4 separate regions of the Mus musculus genome follow, and all the other regions are linked to region 1. The links are chromatin loops, found by intact Hi-C in ENCODE. Cell type or tissue: heart. All regions are shown on one strand. Region 1 overlaps Ttyh1 (tweety family member 1). Region 2 holds the start of Tnni3 (troponin I, cardiac 3). Region 3 holds the start of D630041G03Rik (RIKEN cDNA D630041G03 gene). Region 4 overlaps Tnnt1 (troponin T1, skeletal, slow).

Region 1 (5,000 bases):
GTCAGGATTCACATGTTACTTATAGAAGCAATGCAGTGCTGAGCCTGGACAAGAGGAGAGTTGCCTTTCAACCACCAGAGGAGGAGTGTCCCTAGCCCAGTCAGGACTTCCTTCTCTCAGTAGTTGGGGTGGATAAGAAGGACCTAGCTGCTTGTAAAATAAAGCCTTCCCTTTTATTTCAAATCAGCCCTCTTCCAAGTTAGTGCCATAGGTTGAGATCGCTGGGGTATGGCAGGAAACAGGGACGTGCCTGTACCTGCCTCCAGCTTCATCCCTCCAAGGACAGGACTGGCAGCCAGAGGTGAGGAACACCAGGCTGTATAGGTCAGCCCCCTTCCCAGCCACCCCTGGTCCCTGTTGTGCCACCTCAGCAATCCCCTGTGCTAAGGAGAAATGGGGATGGGGGGGTGGGTGTTAGGGCCAGAGCAGGTTGCCATCCTAAGTGAGATGTCCATAGCCAGCAGTGTTAGTGGTCAGAGCCCAGTCAAGGTCAGGTTAGTGGGGCCTTCTCCAGCAGCCAGGAAAGGAGCTAGAGAGAGGGAGAAATGAAGAGCTGATATTCACTGGAGACCCTCCCATGGACATCCACCCAACATAAGAGAGCTACAACTACTGTAGGGGAGAGCCAAGACCCAACTGTACACATTGAAGGTTACCATAGAGGAGAGGCAGGCTCCAGACTGGAGGGGAGGCTCAGATGGAAGACTGCCACTGCACAAAGCGTTTGGATTCCTGGCAGGATAACCAGGGCAGGAAAGACACTCAGAATCTGTTGTGTACGTGGGGGCCCTTCTCTCCTCCCTCGGGCCCAGGCTTCCAGACCCCAGCCTCCTCCCTCATGGCCAAGACTCATCCCTGTTCCCCTAGGACCTCAGACCCAGAGGTCCAGTCTCATTTCTCTTCTTCTCAGACCCGAGAATGCAATACTCATTTCCCCTTCCAAGAGACCCAGGAGCTCAGGCCCCAGGCCTCCTCCCTTCACACCAGGATACCTGAGGGTTGAAAGGGTCATCGTCATCTGTGTCATCGTAGTCATCACTGAAGTGTGATGGGGATGTGGGGAGTGGCAGAGAAGCAGGATGGAAACGAGTCAGGAGGCTGCCCCATCCCCACCAGTGGCCCTGGGTACTGCCTCCTGTCCCCTCCCTGGGGAGCCTGCCCTCTCTCCCCTGCTGACCTGGGTGGGAAGAGGGCCCAGGCGCGGGGCAGGCTGCACAGAGTGGTGGCTAGGGCCCCCGCAGACAGGAGAGAAAAGAGCATCAGGAACAGTAGGCCCTCTAGGGCATCTTCACACAGGCCTCGGAGTGCTGAGCCATAGTCCTGAGGCAGAGGGTGAGGAGGCTCAGGGTATGCACATGTACACTTCATACACAGGTCCAACCATCCATTTACCTGGCTGTCACCCAGACTCTCTGTGCGCAAGTGTAGTCTCTTGTCAGGGAGCTGTTCTGAACATGGAAAGTCATCTATGTGTTCAGCTTGTGCCTTTGCTGAGCTGCAGCCTTCCAACCCACTCCTATTTTATCTCAGTTCCCCACTCCCATATGCAAAGTGGCCTAGCATCTCCACTCAGCATCTAGAGAGCTGCTCTCCCAGCATCTTCAGTGGGCAAGCCTCTACGCTGTCATTCCCACTGGCAACAACCCTGCCTATCCTTGTTCTACCCACGTGCTATTGACTGGTGGGGATGCCAGCAGCATCTGTTTCTGCACTTGTGACAGTCACATCCCCACACATTGTCAGATGCCCCCTGGGTCCCACAGATTGCTGGCTTACATAACACTTAGGTTTGGGCATCCATAGGAGAGACATGCAGAAAGGACCGGCTATTGTGACCACCATTCTGGAGGCCAGCAGAACCTCTGTAACCTGAATGCCAAGTGTCACAGCCAATATTCTACCAGGATGGACTAATCTGCCTTTGCTCCGGGCATGCCACCAGCACTGGCAACCTTCAATGCATGGGACCCAGGCAGCCACTTTGGAGAGGTGAGAGCTTGTAGGACAGGAAATGTTAGGCTACTGTCCAGCAGAGACCTTGCGAGAAGAACACTAGGAGACAGGCAGATGGTCAGCTCTAGTCAGAGGCACGTAGTTGGCCTGATGTGGAGTAGAAACACCAAGGCCGAGGCTGTCTACACAGGTTCCTACTAGGTCAGTGCCACGAGCCCGGCTTTAATCCATGTGGAGAGGGACTCATGGAAGGGTTTTAAATGAAGACTCTGATCCGATTGTGTGCAGAAAGGATCACCAGCTGTTATTGGACAGATGGAATGAGCAAGATGGGCATGCATGTGAGAGGTGAGAAGGGCTAGGGCCCGATGCAGTGTTGGCTGTATGAGCAGTCGATGCAGTGGGAAGTGAGGATAGGGAGATAGAAGGGCAGTTCAGCAGGGCTGGAAGGGTGGTGGGTTCATTTTTTTAATATTTCCCACAACATAGGGGCACGAACCCACGACCCTGAGATTAAGAGTCTCATGCTCTACTGACTGATCTTGTTATGGAGGGGTCAGTGTCCAGTGAATCCTGTAGAGCCAGGATCATAGCAAAGCCTGTGTGCATGGAGAGTATCATGGTGGGAGACGGTATGTAACCAGGGAAAGTGGTCAGGTGGAGTCCCGGTGTTGTAAGGGTGAGAGTCTTTACAACAGTCAGAGATGCTGGCTTGCTCCCGGGGCCATACAGACCACAGCTGAGCCCACGGTAGGCTCACAGGCTGCCCTGCCGCCGCCCTCGCCTTTTCCTGCCCCTTTCATAGCAAGAGATATCTGGACTAGTTTTCAATCTAGGGAACTGGGGGCTGCCTGGGTTCTCATTCCAGGGCTTGAGAGGCTGAGCAGCTTTCTACGAGAGGAGAGGGTGGAAGATGAAGAACACGGGGTGGGGTGGGAGGGGGGGGGACAAAGGCGGGAGGGGGGAGAGAGAGTATGAGAAAGAGAGGAGGGGGAAGAGAAGAGAAAGCAAAGGGGAGGGGGAGAAAGAGACAGGGTTGGCAAACACCCAGAGCTTACCTTGTGCAGACTGCGGCAGTGCAGCAGCGCCACCAACTGGTGGAAGCTTCTTTCTGTCACATTCAGTGTCTCCTCCAAGGATAACAAGGGCTTCTGTAGTGGGAGAGGACACAGTTAACCAGTCTTTATGCGACCCAGTAAAATAGCCCCCCCCCCTCAACCCAAGGACCCCACTTCCCAAAGGGACCAGCCCTTAGTCACACCCTAGAGCCTCTCACCTCCACTGTTGGCCCAGCACCAAGAGAAATGTGGATTTTTCTTGCTGCAACCCCTTCCTGTAGGCTCTCTCCCAGAGACCAGCTCGGCTCTATTGCCTCACCCCTTTCCATAGATTTGCACACAACGTGAAATCCCGCCTACTTGGAGAAGGGCCAGCTCCACAAGGCTATCTGACTCAGTCAATCTGCCCCTTTACATGAGTGGAGGCGGCATCCCACAGGTTCATCAGGTTCGGCCCTTTTTCCTCTCAGGCTGGTGCAGTTCATTGACCTAACCTGTGCAGCAGAAAATTGAGGGATAGCTTCCCGCTCCAGGCCCTGCAGCTGAGAGTGGATGCTGGCTAGAGCACGCTGGGACAGCGTCAGCCTCTGCAGGAAGATAAGAGAAAGGAGGACTCGGGTCAAGGTGTGGCCTTGGCACCCTCCACCCCCCATGGAACCCTGGAGCCCCTGGTAGCCCAGCATACGCCCTTGAGAGTCCACATTAGCCATCTCCTCAACACCCATGTCTTTTGCCCACATTCCTAACCTGTTGGAAGGGGTTGGAGACCGCCTGGTTGCACAGGAAATAATAGCTGAGGATGTCTGAAGTGGAGGGAGAGAAAGGAGCAGGCTATAACCCTGGACCCAGGCTCTCCCTGGGCAAATCTGGAGGGCCAAAGCCCGGGGGACATTCCACTCTCCCATCCATTTCTTTTCCTCCCTCTCTTCCCCCTCGTTCCTTTCTCTCTCCCTCCTTCTGTTCCCCTTCCTTCCTCTCCTCCCTCCCTCCCTTTCTCCCCTCCTCTCTCCCGTCCTCCTCTTCCCTCTCCCTTTTCCTTTCCATCCCTCCTCCTCTCCTTGAGGAGGAGGATGTTTTGAGACAGTCTCATGTATCCCAGATTTGCCTTGAATTCTCTATGTAGCTATGGATGACCTTGAAGGCTTCTGATCTTACTTCCTGAGTGCTGGGCACAAGGCAAACTTTATGTGTTGCTAGGGATCAAACTTACAGCTTTGACAAGCACTTTACCAATGGAGGGACACCCTTAATTCCATTCGTTTTGTTTTTTGTTTTTTGTTTGGTTTTGCTTCAGAACAAGGTGTGACCAGGTCTAGATAACCCAGAGTGCCCATGAACTCACACTTCAACCTCCTAATTGCTGGGATTATAGGTGGGCAATATCACACCCTAGACGTTCATCCCTTCTGCTTCAGCCATATCTGGAAGCAGGTCCAGCTGACCTAATTATGCTTCCTTGTTGTCCTCCAGTCCAACCCTGTGACCACGGAGGCCCAGGGCCCACTTCCCTGTGTCTATCACACCCACAGGCATTTTGCCCCTTTCCCATCCTGCCTGGATTGGAAGATGCTGCTGCTCTCTACCCTACAACACACTGGGCCTTGGGGGATAGGAGGGAGTGCTGAAGGCATCAGGGATTTGTGGGGTCACCTGAGCTGAGCCCTGTCTCCTCCTGGGTCAGGTTCAGCACATAGGTGTCTGGGTTGGAGCAGAAGTCACTGAGGCCCTGATGAAGGAAGCAGGGAGGGGTCAGATCAGAATGTCCAATTTCATATTTCCACAGAACTCAGAAGTCCAGGCCCTAACCCTCCTCCCTCAGACCCAGGGGTCCAGACTTCAGCTTTCCTCAGACTGCGAGTCTAGGCACCAGCCTCTGCTCTCAGGATCCAGCAATTAAGGCTAAGACCTCAGAACTGTGGTCATGACCCCCTCCACCTTAGTGTGTATGGCATTAATCAGATCACACTCACCCCAGAATCAGAACTCCTG
Region 2 (5,000 bases), 390 kb before region 1:
ACCTCTGCACCTCCCCCTTTCTCCCCGCAGACTGCGAGCGAGATCACGCAGCACAACGTCACAGAGCTGTTCCGAGAAGTAGCCGCCTGGAGGGGCCCGAGAGCCATCCAGGGGAATGTGGAGGAGACAGAGTCGCCCGAGCCAGATGGTAGGTAGCCAGCAGCTGCAAACTGCAGATAGTCACTGTTTTTTCCCCAAGCTTTGACGGAGCTGGTTTGGAATACCTGGACAGTTGCTCTCTCGTTGATATTCGTTCTCTTTTTCTCTCTTGTCCTCCCTTTCCCAAACCCTGAACCCCACCAGTAGGATTCTCAGCCCTCTCTGGAGTTCTAACTGGGAACCTTTACATTCCTCCCTACACCCTTTCCCTACATGGATTCTGGCTGTCCTTCTTTCTATTCCAGTCCTTAACTCACCTCTCCCTAGGTGCCTTCATTCAAGGGACCATTCACTTTCTTTCCTGTCTGTAAAATGGGTCTCTGCCTCGTGGGCCCACCTCCCCAGATTTGCAGCAATTCAGTTCAGCCAAAGGATTAAAAAAAAGGAAGGCTTCTAGAAAGACATGGAAGGTCGATAATATAGCTCAGCAAGGAGACGTGCTTGCCGTCAGGGCCTTGTAGCTCAAGTTCTATCCCTGGGATCCAAGTAATGGTGGACAGAGAGAGATGACTCAGTAAAGGTTGCCACCTGACCTACACACACTTACCGAGGCACACACCATCACCAAAATAAATAAATAAATAAATAAATAAAATAACTTTAAAGAAAAGGCTAAGAAAGTTGGGCGTGGACAGTGAATGCCTGTCACTCAGAAGGCTGAGGCAGGAGAAAATGCCTGGTTTGGGTCACAATTCCAGATATCTTCAGCTACAAGAGCCTGACTCAAAACAAAAGTAGAAAATAGGGAGTGTTGCCCCTTCTTAGAATTGGGAACAAAACACCCCATGGAAGGAGTTACAGAGACAAAGTTTGGAGCTGAGATGAAAGGATGAACCATCCAGACACTGCCCCACCCGGGGGTCCATCCCATAATCAGCCACCAAACGCAGACACTATTACATACGCCAGCAAGATTTTGCTGAAGGGACCCTGATATAGCTGTCTCTTGTGAGGCTAAGCCAGTGCCTGGCAAATACAGAAGTGGATGCTCACAGTCAGCTATTGGATGGATCACAGGGCCCCCAATGAAGGAGCTAGAGAAAGGACTCAAGGAGCTGAAAGGGTCTGCAACTCTATAGGTGGAACAACAATATGAACTAACCAGTACCCCCCAGAGCTCATGTCTCTAGCTGCATTTTTAGCAGAAGATGGCCTAGTTGGCCATCATTGGGAAGAGAGGCCCATTGGTCTTGCAAACTTTATATGCCCCAGTACAGGGGAATGCCAGGGCCAAGAAGTGGGAATGGGTGGGTAGGGGAATTGTGGGGGCGAGGGTATAGGGGACTTTCGGGATAGTATTTGAAATGTAAATGAAGTAAATACCTAATAAAAAATTGGAGGGAAAAAAAGAAGATAAGTATCCCAAGCTTTTGTCCCCGCTGGCAAGAACACACTCGGGACAACCGGAATCTTCTGCGGCAAAGCTTTATTGCTTACTTCTCAGGAAGACCCTGACCCCAGAAAATGGAGTCGCTTATATAGCCCTCAGCCATGGTGTTTCAGCACCTGATATGGCATGTCAGCTCCTGATTTGTTGCTCGCTCATCACCCCACTACTACGCCCTGAGATGGGCAGTGACTAGGAGTGAGTTCACTCTCGCACCTGCGTACAGGGCTTGTTTACTAGTTAGGCACAGCGGAGGCCAGCGCCATCTTATAATGGCGATTGCTCTCGGCACTGCTCTCCACAGATAAGGAGTGTAAATTCCAATATTCTTTGCAACTTGTGTGCACATCTCTTTGACTCTCAAGATTTATATTCATAGCCGGGCTGTGGTGGAGCACACCTTTAATCCCAGCACCTGGGAGGCAAAGGCAGAGGCAGGTGGATTTCTGAGTTCGAGGCCAGCCTGGTCTACAGAGTGAGTTCCAGGACAGCCAAGGCTACACAGAGAAACCCTCTCTCTCTCTCTCTCTCTCTCTCTCTCTCTCTCTGTGTGAGCATGTGAGCGCCTGCGCAAGCACACATGTAGGTGCCTTCGGAAGCCACAAGAGGGCACCATGTCCCCAGAAACTAGAGTTAAAGGTGGTTATAAGCTTGGGTTCTGGGTGCAAACTCAGGGTCTCTGAAAGAGTATCAAACCCGCTTAGCAACTGAGCCAGTTCTTCAGCCCCAGATCTGACCTCTTTCTTCCCTTCTCTTTCAGTGCCTGCTCAAGAACCCTTCACTATCCACTTTCTGCCTCTCGATTCTTCGCAGACTCTCCACCACAAGACTTGCTACCAGGGCCGGTTCCAGCTCCTCTACGTGTCCTGTGGGTAAGAGACCTAGGATTGGGCCCCAGTTTATTCGTTGTCAGAAGCCGGAACTTAAGCTTTGCAGTCTCCATCCTGCTCTGGACCTCCGTCCCCACCTGTGTATCTCAGCTCCTAGTCCTTTCTCTCCTTAGGATGGTCCATCTTCTCAGCCCTGAGCTCGGGGCTTGCGTGGCCCCCGGAGGGAACCTGGTTGTGGAATTAGCTCGGTGAGCCAGAGGAGTGGGGTGGGAAGGTCACAGCTGGGCCAAAAGCCAGGTCTCCTCACACACAGTTTCCCAACATAGGTACTTGGTGGACCTGCGGCCCAAGGAGTTGAAGGCGTTCTCTGACCGCGTTGTAGAGATAGCGCGGGTGGCTGGGTTCGCCCCTCACACTGCAACCAAACCCTCGGAGACTTTTGCGAGGTTCTACAAGTTAGGGGACTCCACTCCGGGTGGCGGAGACTCAGCTGTGGAATCTGGACCCGCGCCCTCCAAAGTGGAATCTACCCGCGCCCCTCTCCCAGAATCGATAAGTCCGCCCCAGGCTAACCAGGCCCCCTCTCTAGAGGCGATGAGCCCACCCCTGGCTGACCTGGCCCCACCTCTAGAGACAATGTGTCCACCCCAGGCCAACCAGGCCCCTCCTCTAGAAGCGTTGAGCCCATCCAAAGCTGACCAGATCCCACCTCTAGAGGCGATGAGCCCACCCCAGGCTAAGCTAGTCCTGCCTGTAGAAGCAATCAGCCTTCCCCAAGCCGACCTGGCCTCTCCTCCGGAAGTGATAAGCCCACTCCAGGAAGCTATGGCAACGTCCTGGGTGAATGCACCTCCAAAACATGTAACATGAACCCCAGGGACCACGTAGCCCACCTTTAACTGCTGAAGCAGGCCCAGGGATTGACATCACCAGCTCAGCCCACCTGCATGCGGTTTTACTCTGCGTTCCTTCTCAACCCCAGGGATATGACTAGAACTTCAAATTCCTTTCCTGGAACTCTCGGTTGTACTATTTGGGGGGTAGGGGTGAGGGTGGGGGATGGGTCCTAGACTGTTATCTGAGACTTATCCTGACAAGGATCGAAGGCTGAAGGGACAACCCTGGGCTCCAGATCCTCTCTTTTGTCTTGGGCCTTTCTTGACATGCTGCTTTTGGGAAGGACAAGGGCATAGCCTTCCTTGAATGTGATTCAAATAAAAAGCGCAGGGTCACCTCTGTGTGTCCTGTCCTCAGTCGGTCTCCAGTGCCAAGAAGGGTGGGAGCAGCAGGGATGGGTCCCGATTGTGGGTTTGCAAGTGGGCTTGGCTGAATTTCACAGGAGTGAAGGATAAGATCCTTCAAACTAAACATGCCAGGGCCACTGAAACCGACAGAAACGTGGGGGAGAGAAAGGACACACTAGGTCCCAGAAAGACTGCAGTTCAGTGAGGGACCTAGGTGTGAGGACAGAAGGCCGGCATGGATTTCTGGGTATGAACATGGGAAGCTGAAGTCTAGACTCTTGGATTTGAGAGAAGAGGGACCTTGCTCCGGGTTTTCCTAAGTTTGAGGGAGGAGGGAGCTGGGGCGCTAGAGTCAAAGGAGGAGGGGTGTAGATCCTGGGCACCTTGGTTGACCCAACTGGAGCTTTGCACACGGCTCCCCTCACACCCTGTTATCGCTTATCCTGGGCAGGGGAGGAGACAGCAGTATATTTAGTCTTTGTCCTCGCCCCTTATCTCAGTGTCCTCAGTGAGGCTTGAGCAGCCCAGAGGAAACCCAACCTCTAGAGACCTCCAAGGTCACCAGGGACACCCTTCCAGGACCCTCCAGGAATCTCCGATCCTGTTCTCTGCCTCTGGAGATCATCATGGCTGATGAGTATGTGAATCTTCGTAGCCTTGGGGTGGAGACCTCAACAGGGAGAGGTGCGGTGGGTCTTGAGGGTGCAACCAGGTTGGATACTTGTCCTGAGAGAGTAGGAGGCAAGGGTGGTTGGATTTCTGTAGAAATGAGGTAAGAATTTGGGAATCAGACTCCTGGGGTTCAAGAGTCAGGGGACCACCATCAGTGATTTCCTCTTCACGGTTTCTCTCTCTTCAGGAGCAGCGATGCGGTGAGCTGTGAGCTAAGAAGTGGGGTAGGGAACCTTCGGTCCAGAGTGGGTGCTGCAGGGAGAGGACTGGGGACCAGTGGGCAGGGGAACCTGCCGCTAGAGGTGAGGTATCCAGGAAGGGCTGGATGGGAGGGTTTGGGTAGTGATGTAGCCTGCTTCAATTCCAGGCTGGGGAACCGCAGCCTGCGCCTGCTCCTGTCCGACGCCGCTCCTCTGCCAACTACCGAGCCTATGCCACCGAGCCACACGCCAAGGTGGGGCGGGGTCCAAGAGGATGGGCTTCTGGGTTCAAGAATCCTCTGAGACCCAGAAGGGGGCAGGACCAAGGCCCTGGAAAGGGGTGGTAGGGTGATGGGCAGAGCCCTATGGGTGGGGCAGAATTTCAGAAAGGTTCAGGTTGGGCTTGGTGACAGCGGCCTGTGGTTGGGGGGAACTTGCCTACAGCAAGGTTTAGGCGTGAGCGTAGTGGTTAGCAGTGAATAGATAGGCAGTGCGTAGCTCTAGTCGG
Region 3 (5,000 bases), 340 kb before region 1:
AGCCCAACTCAATACATTATATTTCTTTCTTAAAAAAAAAAAAAAATTAAGCCAGGAGGTAGTGGCCATAACTTTGATCCCAGCACTTGGGAGGCAGAGGCAGGCAGATCTCTGAGTTCAAGGCCAGTAGGTCTACAGAGTGAGTTCCAGGACAGCCAGGGCTACACAGAGAAGCCTTGTCTCATAACTAACTAACTAACTAACTAACTAACTAACTATTTTATGTGTCTGTATGTATGTAACTGTGTGCACCATGTGTGTACCTGGTGCTCATAGCAAACAGAAGAGGGCATCAGGTTCCCTGGAACTGGAGTTACAGACAGTTGTGAGCCACCATGTGGGTTCCCTGGAAGAGCAGTGTATGCCCTAAGCACCCATTAATTATATTTCTAAACACACTGGGTCCACTGTCATGCTTCCCCCAGCCTCTGAGGCCAAAGCTTTTCCTGTTTTGGAGGGTGGGAAGTCTGAGCAGTCCTGATAGCCCAGGCTAGCCTGGAACTAGCTTTTCAGACTAGTCTAGCCTTGACTTGCAGACACTCTCCTGACTATTTCACAAGTGTTTGATTACCTAAAAATATTTATCTGTTCACTTATTGTGAGTGTGTAGGTGTGGGTGAGCACATGTGGAAGTCGGAGGACAGTTTTGTGGAGGCAAATATCTTTGTCTGCAATGACGTAGATTCCTGTAGAAACTCACACCTCCAAAGACCCCATTTTTGTGACAGGGTCTCCAGCTTGCTTTCTAGTGGAGGGTAATCTTCAACTTCTGTTCTTCCTGTGTCACCAACCGAGAGCTGGGACAACAGCGCCACTGGCCGAGCTTCTGGAGCTTCTGGCTACTTTCTCAACACTTACATCAATCCATCTTGCCCTTTACCCGCTCCCAGTCTGAGCTCCGTGCTCTCCCTGAAAGCCTCCAAGGACAGACTCCTTTTCAACTTCCTGTATGTCCCACATTTTCCTTGTAGCTGAGTCCCACTTGCCTAACAACCCTCCTTGCCCCGTAGTCTGTCTCTAAATTCTCTAAGCCCCACCATTTGCTTCAATCCAACTATCTGATTAGATGTTAAACCTTTCCCTCACGCTAATTTCGAGCATGTTCTCCAGTTGAATCCTGGCATTTATCTTAAGTCTCGTCCCCTCCTCAAATTTAGCAGTGTCCTGCAGCCAAGTCAAACCTCTACACTCTAGTTTCCCCTCTCACCCTGGGCAGGTCCAGGAGTCTCCCAGCGAGGTCCATAGTTCATTTTCACCAGGAGTGACATTGTCGCGGAGCAGAGTCACAGCCTCCAACGTCAAATGCGGTCGTCGCACACTCTTCGCGAACTCAGGGCCGCCTGAAGTGTTCACAATCTACCAGGCCAACAGAAATGAGCATGCCAACAAGACCTTCTTGAAGTCGAATCTTAATCCTTCTAAAGCAGGGGAGCCCTGAGGGCTAAGATGAGCCTCACCATCTGCAGAGGTCCAAACAGAAAGTGCAACAGCTCTGGAGAGGAGGGGTTGGCGATGTTGCCTCGCAACCGGGCCTGGAACGAAAGGAGGTCATTTCTTATTAGTGCACGAATGATGGATGGGTCAAAGTGCCCTCACTCCATCGACGCCCAGCAATGGATGCATCCTCACCAGCAGACTGAAGGCGTATTTGATTTTCTGAAGCACGTCGGTGTACTCAGCCTCAGTGGGTGGCTTGGCCCTCAGTGTCAGCAGACCCTCTGTGCGGAGAGAGCAGGTGAGGTTGTGGGGACACCAAGAAAGCATTAGACAACAATTCCAAAGGTGTAAACACCCAAACGGGTGGCCTTAGGAAGTCAGACCTGGCTGGTGGTGGGAGACCCCAGGGGGAGAGGATATTTGGACATCACTCAGGAAGGTGTGTTCTCGGTCCATGTGGAAGCCCCTTACCTCCCGCAGCTCGGCGTCGTGTCCTGCGGCCTCTCTCGCGGTGCTCCAAAACCCGGGTAGCCTCTGCTGATTTTTGCAGTCTGGATACAAAACTCTCCACGTCGTCAAACACGTGGTTCAGAATATCCTACCATAAGCAAGAGAGGTAAGAGTGGTGCTCCTGAGTCTCAGACTCTGGTCTAGGTCCAGGGCTCCAATCTGAACTCCTGGACACACCCCCTACGTCAGGCCATGCCCATAACTGGAGCAGTGGGTGGTCTATATCAAAGACTCTAGCCATACTTCTAGAATTAACTCCCATCCCCGACCCAGCATCTTGTCAGCTAGTCACACCTAGACGTGCCACGTTCCTGAATCTCGTTCCCCACTCCAAGACTGACTTGATTGTCAAGGAAATCTTTTTCTCCTAGCTGGTGCCTCTCACTCAAGCTCACCACATCCCGCTCTGCCTGCAGACCCGCCAGCTCAGGTCCTCTTGGGCCCAAGTCTGGGGAGGTAGGGTCAGCACTGCTAGTCGTGCGAGCTTGGTCGGGTTTCCTTGCTTCCTCAGTCTCTGGAATTGACTCCACTTGGGGTCGCCCGCGGACTGCGGATGGTTCCACGGTGTTGATCACCAGGCGGACAGACGGGCGACGCTGTAAGGGCGGGGTCTCCGCTGCTGGAGAGGCGCCGCGTCGCAGCTCCTCCTGCGTCGCCCTGAGTTAAGAAAAAGGGGAGACCGAGGCTGGGGCAACCGATGGGATCAGGAAGGGGGGGGGGCGGTCAAACGAAGGCTGGGCATTTCATAATGAGAAACTGGATACGAAGATGGAGAAACCAAAGACCAAGACAGGCTAAAGTAGAAGACTGGAGCGGAGCGGTCACCTTGTCTGGGAGGTACAGGTAAGACCTGGCCAAGGCTAATTTGTGACCACATTCAACACTCTAGGCTGTTCGTACCAAGCTCATTTCTTAGCTGAGGAGAGTGAGGTCCATAGATGGGAGAATTTTTTTTTTCAGTGCGCTCTGCATCTGCTTCCCCCTTCTCCTCACCTGAGCGCTGCTGCCCTGCGTTCTCCACGTCCGGAGCGGTAGTTCTGCAGAGCCCCTTGGATGTCCTCACGGATCAGCTCCGCCTGTCAATCATACTTTAAGATCTCCCCTCTTACGCCCCACCCATTGCCTGCCCAGGACTCTTTCTTGTTCTCAGCGCTTTGCCTCCGACTGTCTTGGACAAACCCCATGGACCCCATCTTGGTTCTGCCTGCCTGCCTGCCTGCTTCCAACCATCTTTTTTATGTTTTTCTCAAAGCCTTTGTTCTGCATCTTCTTCCCATCGTCACATTCAGTCATGGTCTAGAGTTCATTCAACCTGTCCTCAATTCTGGTTCCCTCTCAGACCTGCTTTCCTAGGCTATGTCCCCGTTTGCCAAGGCCCCGCCCCAAACATGGAAGCCCCGCCTCTGATTCTCTACTAGAAAAAAAAGCCACCCGGAGCCACGCCCACTCACTCCGAGGAGCAGGCCCTGGAAGAAATGAACATCCGGCTGTGCACGCTCTGGCTCCTGGCACACCAGGAGCAGCAATGAACGGCTCCGTCCTCGGGGCATCACCGCGTCGCAGCGTACGATGGCATCGAGAGGATATGACTCTAGTTCTTCCTGCAGGACGGGGTCGCAGGGTAAACGGAGGCACAGATTCCTATGACTGCTAGAGCAGTGTCCAGGACTTGGGGCAAGGCAACCGAAAGAGTTCAGGGGCCTAGAAATAACACCCTGTTTAATAACCTAGGCTTCAAAGGATAGCTTGCCAAAGTTCCCAGGGGAAGGACGCTTCGGAGCCAAGATTCACCCTCAGATCTCAGCCCCATTTCTCTCTTCCACCCAATTGCTCTCTGGCACCTTGGAGACTGGATCAAGCAGAGTGACTTGACTAGGTGACACTCTCAGTAGCATCTCCTGTGCCCAGACACGCCCCTGGCTGTCCATGACTGCCAGCTTTCTGGAAGCATCTTCCACAGTGTGCACGCCATCTTCTTCCCCCAAGCAGAAGGTGACCAGGTGCTGGCAGGAGACAGAGTAGGTAGCTGAGTCCCAGGCTATGCCAAGCTGTTGCTGAGCTTCTAGAGGGAGCTCCTGTTCAGCCTAGCCATACTTCCCCAGAATGCTTTCCTCAGACCCTTTGAATCCAGACCTCAGTCTCCCTCCCTCAGACCCTTCAGCTCCTTCAGTGGCCAGCACTGATTAGATTTCCTTCCAATTAGGACATCTTCAAACCAAGATTGGAGGCTTCTCAAGGGCAACAAATAATAAGGATTGAACTCTTGTAAGTGCCTCCTCTGCTTTGCATTATGACATCCACACCCTCTCCTGGACCATGGAACCGTGGCCGATTTGGTCCTGCATCCTGCACTGGGGATGGCTCAGAGGAAGATCAGACAGAACTGAGTTCTCAGGCAACAGGGACGGATGTTCATGGGGAGAGAAGAGCTGAGTTTTCCTAGTCTCTTCCTTCTTTCTTTCCTTCTTTTTCCCTCCCTTCCTCCTGCCTCCCTCTCTCTCTTTCTTATTTATTCACTTTACATCCTGATGGCTGCCCCCGTCCCCAGTCCCTGTTTTCAAAAGGCCTATCACTTCAGGCTCACCTCTCCCCAGGAAACGTCTTAGAGAAACATAGACCCCAGACTCACATTGACATGATACTGGGACACGTCAGCCATAACCACGGTGGAGTAACGTTTTCTCTGTTCTAAGGAGGGGAGAGGGGGAAGTGCATGCAAGAGTCAGACTGCAGCCTGGTTCCTTAGACCCTGATGCTAGCTAGCCCTTCTCCCTCAGAAGGAGGAGTCTAGACTCCAGCTCTCCTCCCTCAGACCCAGGAGTCCAGACTGCAGCCATCCTCCCTCAGACCTAGGATCCCTGACCCCAGCTCTTCTCTCTCAGATCCAAGAGCCCAGATTCTGTCCCCTCCTCCTCCTCTCAAAACGACAGACTGTATTCTCTCTTCTCCCAAGAGCCTTGTTCTTGGTCGCCTTAACCCTCAAGCTTACCATAGATAGACTTTGCACTTGGTTTGGGTGCAGCTTCAGGCCTGGTGAAGAAGAAAATAAGGGG
Region 4 (5,000 bases), 380 kb before region 1:
TTGGTCCTTTGGGCTTTTAGAGGTCTGGGTGGGGGTGTCCCCACACCAGTGGAGAATGTATGTCTGATGCGAGTGACCTTTTTTCCCCCTTTTCTCCACCTCAACTTTCCTTCACTCTCCTAATGTCCTCCCCCCAGCCTTGGGCTCGCAGGCTGCTTCTGGGTTTCCTCTTAAGGATGCCAAGCCTCTCTCTACCCAACTCTCTCTAATTATCTTTTTGTATTCCCCCATTGCCACCAGAAGAAGAGCGCCCCAAACCCAGGTGAGGTGCTACAGGGTGGGTGTGGGTTACAAGCCTATCTTCTCATGCTCCTCCACCAAGAGAGACAGGGCAGAGAAATCAAAAGGCAGAGAAATCAGGGCTTGAACACAGCCAACCTTAACTCTTAAAGCAAGAAGTTGAGGACCTTCCTACATTGTGAAACAGGTCAGATATAAAAATAACAGCCTGGGTTCTAGAAAACCATGCAAGGGGACTCTGTGTTGGCCCAGGGCCAATCAAGGAAGGCTTCCCGAGGAGGTGATAACCTGGACCCTCTCGATAAAGACCTTGCTAGCTGAAGGAAAGTTGTAGGCAAGGACAGTCATTTCTTACACTCAAAGTGAGTGGTTATGTATAAAACCCACTCTGGGTGCAGAACCAGGCCATCGTGAGAGTATGGTTAAGCCAGGGAGGCCAGTACAGGCTGTGGAAGCTAACTGAGCTAAGAGGAGGCCCGGAGAGGCCAGGGCTAGAGCTTAGGGACTCTTGGAGGAAGGAACGCAGTTACAGAGGTTCCAGGTTGGAGAGCTACCAGGGAAGGAATGCAGGAAGTGAGGGCCCTTTCCAAGGACTTTTGGGACCGACAACACATGGTCCTTAGAGACACCAAGTGGATGAGCCCTGCCAAGGCAAGGAATGTTCTGACACATGAATTATTCGGGAAGTTTCTGCTAACTTGGGCCTTGGGAAAGAGTGTTTGCCAGGCAAGGTGTTGCTGCATCCTCGGAAGAGTAGTCTTGGTGATTCTGAGTTCAGCATCTGTGGGTTTTGCTGATCTTAAATCATAGCTATTAAAAGAAACTGTAGGTGACCCGAGCACGCAGACGTTTTTCTTGTTACAGCTGCGCACTGTTGCTGTTAAACAGCCAGTAGTACAGCGTTAGAGCAACCAGGCAACTGTAAGTTGCTTAGAGAATAGCGATCTTTAAAGTCCATGGCCTTTAGCATGCGTGATCCCCGGGCTTCATCCTTACCCTTGAAATAAAATCTTCAGGCCTGGAGAGATGGCTCGGTGGTTGAAAGCACTGACTGCTGCTCTTCCAGAGGACTTGGGTTCAGTTCCCAGTATCCACGTGGTGGCTCACAAACATCTGTAACTCCAGTTCCAGAGGAGCCGATGCCTTCTTCTGGCACTTGGCCATACACGTGTTACACAGGCAGCAGGCAAAACCTCATACATACACATAAAATAAAATGGTTAAGAAGAAAGTGAAGTATCTCAGAGCAGTGCAAAAGGAAGAGCAGTGCTTTTAAACTGTAAGGCCTTTATTACGTATTTTGCGTGTGTGAGCACAGAGGTGTGTATGGTGCAAGTGTGGGGTGCAGAGGATGATTTACAGGGGTCGGAACGCAGACAATCAGGCTTGTCATGGGGGTCTTTGTTTGCTGAGCTACCCCTGCCTGCTTTTTATGCAGAGCATTCAATATATGGCCTCGTATGTTTGAGACAAGCATTCCGTCTTGAGTCACCCGCAGCCCCTCACTGGGGGAGTCGCCCCCTGCCTCTCCCTGGGGGATTCTTGTCAGGCATTCTACGGCCGAATCTCATCCCTAGCCCTGTTGTGATTTTTCATTTTGAGGCAGTGTCTCTTAAGTTTCCATGGATGGCTTTAGATTCTCTCTAGACCAGGCAGGACTTGAATTTGCCTCAGACTTCCGAGCAGCTAGGACAACAGATCTGTGCCACCGGGTCCTGCCAGTTTTTACAAGTATGTCAAAACAGGCAAAACAAAATACTCAAACTGTATTTCCCTGACTGTGGTCTCACACAGACTCGGGGGCCGGTGGGGGTGGGGGTGGGGGGTGGCTGTCATTTTGAACAGCGTGTGGTAAGGCAGAGGAGGGAGGCCAGCCTGTTGATGATCTCCAATTCTATCGACACAGCCGTCCTGTGGTGCCTCCTTTGATTCCCCCGAAGATTCCAGAAGGGGAGCGTGTGGATTTTGATGTAAGTGACAGATGTCCTACCCCAGAAGCAGCTGCAGGATTCTTGGCGCCTTGAGCCTATTCTGAAAAGTGCCCTTCTATGCTTCCTTCATGAAAACCCTGGGGGTAACCCAGGGTCCTGTTATTAGCAAGGAATGCTTTGCTGACATCTGCTGGAAGCCATCCCAGCTGGCTGTCAGTCATCACCTAGGGCTGGGGTGGGGCAGGCTCCAGGGCCCTGTCCGGCGGCCTCACGGGCTCCCTCTTCAGGACATCCACCGGAAGCGCATGGAGAAAGACTTACTGGAGCTGCAGACGCTCATCGACGTGCACTTTGAACAGCGGAAAAAGGAGGAGGAAGAGCTCATTGCACTAAAAGACCGCATTGTGAGCCGGAAATCCGGGTCCTCTAGTTACATCTATCTCCCGTTCCCTCCCTCCATGTAGTGCTTTGGGGTCTCTGGGAGAAACAGCGGGGACATTGGGCGGGTCCACTCCAGTATCCATTTCTACCAGGAGTGCATTTTGGAGGCGGAGGCAGGAAGATTACCATGAGTTCGAGAGACTGTCTCAAAAAGGACAATTAAATAAAAGAAACTATCCTTATTTCGTTCGTCTACTGGTGGAGGGACAACTTGTGGGAGGGGATAGCCTCCAAGAACCCCCACATTCCCTGCCCCAATCTTCCCCTTAATACCCCTAGGAGAGGCGACGCGCAGAGAGAGCTGAGCAACAGCGCTTCAGAACGGAAAAGGAGCGAGAACGCCAGGCCAAGCTGGCGGTAGGTGTCTGTCCTTTCCCTATAGGAGAATACTTTATTTCCCATTTTGATACTCTCTACGGTTCTCAGAAAGTCCCTGTAATGTCTAGCATAAGGATTTTCCTATTGGAAGGGTGAACAGTGCATATAAATAAAAAGTCTGCGGCTGATCTAGCTTCAGGCAGGGCTGGACTAAGAGACTTAAGCCACAGCACAAAGGCTGAGCTTTGCTGGGTATGATGGCCTCAGACCTATGATCCCAGTACAGGAGAAGCCGAGGCAGGAGGATTTTGTGAATTTGAGGCTAGCCTGAACTATATACCAAGTTAAGGAGTGGCTCTCTCCGTGGCTCCAACTTCACTTATGGAGATGCTAAGCCATCAACTACCCAGGCTAGGCTCTTCCTCCATCAGGTATGTAAGGCCACATGTCGTGGACCCCTTTGTTCTCACAGGAGGAGAAGATGCGGAAGGAGGAGGAGGAGGCAAAGAAGAGAGCAGAGGATGACGCCAAGAAGAAGAAAGTTCTGTCCAACATGGGAGCTCATTTTGGGGGCTACCTGGTCAAGGTGAGTCTAGCCTGTGGAAATCTGCGTCTACAAGGAGGGAAGGGAAACTTGAGGGTGCTGGACCTCATCCAGGGCCAGCTGTCACTGTAGATAGCATGCGGCAAGTAGGTGAGGGAGACACTCTGCTGATTGTCTCTGTCCCTCTTCCGGCCACAATGTTCCTCTGGTGGTGCCTGGGTGTGAGGGAAGAAGACCGGGGCCTGTACGCTTGAGGGAGGGGGCACGGAATTTGAGTTCCTGAGTCTGAGGAGAGAGGGCTGGAGCCTGGAGCTCTGGGACTGAGGGAGGAGGAGGCTGAGGCTGGACCCCTGAGTGTCTGAAGGGGGAGGGCTGAGATGTACTCCTTGCATGTGGTGGAGGCACTGGCCTTGCTGAGTGGATTTAGCCTCCAGGTTCTATCCCTGGCTTGGGATTCCTCCCACTCCAGGCAGAACAGAAGCGTGGGAAGCGACAGACTGGTCGGGAGATGAAACTCCGGATTCTGTCTGAGAGGAAAAAGCCCTTGAACATCGACTACATGGGGGAGGACCAGCTCCGGTAGGTCCTGGCAGCTCTCAAAAGGCTTCCACGGGCGATACTCCGGGTCTGAGCCTTGGTGCTGTGTTACTTCAGGCAATTGGCACTCCTTTTTCTGGGCCACTGTTGCTTTCTATGTTCAAAATGTCACTCAAATGCAAGCTACCCGGTGGATGGCCTGGCCTGTAGTGTCTGGCATCCACAGTGCCCCCTTCCGTATTTAGGTGGAATTGCAGCATTCAGGGAGGAGGTAGGAGGATCAATTCAGGGTCATCCTCTACTGTATATTGAGCTGGAGGCCAGACTTCACACACACACACACACACACACACACGCACGCACGCACGCACGCACGCACGCACGCACGCACGTACGTACGCACGCACACACACACACACACGCGCGCGCGCGCACACACACACACACGCACGCACACACACACGCACACACACACACGCACACACACACGCACACGCACGCACACACACACACACACGCGCACACACACACACGCACACACACACGCACACGCACGCGCGCGCGCACACACGCACGCGCGCACGCGCACACACACACACACACACACACACACACACACACACACACACACACACGCACGCACGCACTATGTAAGTAATAAAAACCAAACGGCTTTCACTCTGGGGCTCATAGCCATTACTTCCGGAGACTTCCATTTAGGAACTTCTGTTTCAGAAAGTGGTCACACATTTGAAAACCTTTTGTGGGCAATTTAGCAAGAGTGTAGCGACTATACCAATCCCAAAGAGACTTGCTGCATGGCTTGGGGTAAGTGGCTCGACCTCTCTGGACTCAGAGGGCAGCCTGGATCTTGCTGCATCCTGGTCCTTCTCGACCTGCTAGGGAAAAGGCCCAGGAGCTGTCAGAATGGATCCACCAGCTGGAATCAGAAAAATTTGACCTGATGGAGAAGTTGAAGCAACAGAAAT

What was found. Hi-C counts contacts between places; a loop is a spot of excess contacts. Peaks named below come from ENCODE experiments on the same cell type or tissue, not always from the same donor. Only the 100,000 strongest peaks of a DNase experiment are listed, where the experiment ranks them.
Region 2: a loop joins it to region 1, with 2.4 times the contacts of the local background. A loop is called at or near these places in 11 of 42 quality-filtered maps.
Region 3: a loop joins it to region 1, with 6 times the contacts of the local background. A loop is called at or near these places in 7 of 42 quality-filtered maps.
Region 4: a loop joins it to region 1, with 2.1 times the contacts of the local background. A loop is called at or near these places in 16 of 42 quality-filtered maps.

Annotation. Positions count from the first base shown.
Region 1 is chr7:4,129,395-4,134,394 of GRCm38, reverse strand. Ttyh1 (tweety family member 1) reads right to left here. Exons shown (of 14, transcript NM_021324.6): 7 at 4,662-4,737; 8 at 3,759-3,814; 9 at 3,506-3,598; 10 at 3,012-3,104; 11 at 1,178-1,320; 12 at 993-1,038; 13 at 657-732; 14 at 1-529. The coding sequence ends at 694. D030047H15Rik (RIKEN cDNA D030047H15 gene) reads left to right here. Exons shown (of 3, transcript NR_033548.1): 2 at 1,804-1,989. Among named protein-coding and RNA genes, the nearest start is that of D030047H15Rik, 5.0 kb to the left of the region's middle. In heart, a CTCF peak has its summit at 3,055 (motif pointing left); a DNase peak (open chromatin) is centred at 3,174.
Region 2 is chr7:4,521,562-4,526,561 of GRCm38, reverse strand. It overlaps Tnni3 (troponin I, cardiac 3), which reads left to right and starts at 4,034. Exons shown (of 8, transcript NM_009406.4): 1 at 4,034-4,257; 2 at 4,480-4,492; 3 at 4,660-4,746. The coding sequence starts at 4,247. Dnaaf3 (dynein, axonemal assembly factor 3) reads left to right here. Exons shown (of 12, transcript NM_001033548.3): 9 at 31-148; 10 at 2,307-2,418; 11 at 2,550-2,624; 12 at 2,703-3,629. The coding sequence ends at 3,246. In heart, CTCF peaks have their summits at 101 and 2,149 (motif pointing right); DNase peaks (open chromatin) are centred at 61, 2,721, 4,041, 4,941 and 2 weaker places; H3K4me3 peaks cover 1,911 bases; H3K27ac peaks cover 3,170 bases.
Region 3 is chr7:4,468,831-4,473,830 of GRCm38, reverse strand. It overlaps Eps8l1 (EPS8-like 1), which reads right to left. Exons shown (of 20, transcript NM_001374622.1): 3 at 4,937-4,977; 4 at 4,577-4,635; 5 at 3,789-3,950; 6 at 3,399-3,548; 7 at 2,941-3,023; 8 at 2,343-2,604; 9 at 1,909-2,035; 10 at 1,630-1,718; 11 at 1,458-1,532; 12 at 1,208-1,356. D630041G03Rik (RIKEN cDNA D630041G03 gene) reads left to right here and starts at 2,947. Exons shown (of 1, transcript NR_028416.1): 1 at 2,947-5,000. It also overlaps a transcript of Rdh13 not described here. In heart, a CTCF peak has its summit at 2,488; DNase peaks (open chromatin) are centred at 2,490 and 3,360; H3K4me3 peaks cover 1,552 bases; H3K27me3 peaks cover 3,652 bases.
Region 4 is chr7:4,507,527-4,512,526 of GRCm38, reverse strand. It overlaps Tnnt1 (troponin T1, skeletal, slow), which reads left to right. Exons shown (of 14, transcript NM_001277903.1): 6 at 241-262; 7 at 2,147-2,210; 8 at 2,459-2,575; 9 at 2,892-2,969; 10 at 3,403-3,516; 11 at 3,944-4,053; 12 at 4,915-5,000. Among named protein-coding and RNA genes, the nearest start is that of Tnnt1, 5.9 kb to the left of the region's middle. In heart, CTCF peaks have their summits at 2,452 (motif pointing left) and 4,226 (motif pointing left); DNase peaks (open chromatin) are centred at 896 and 2,446; H3K4me3 peaks cover 1,529 bases; H3K27ac peaks cover 3,041 bases.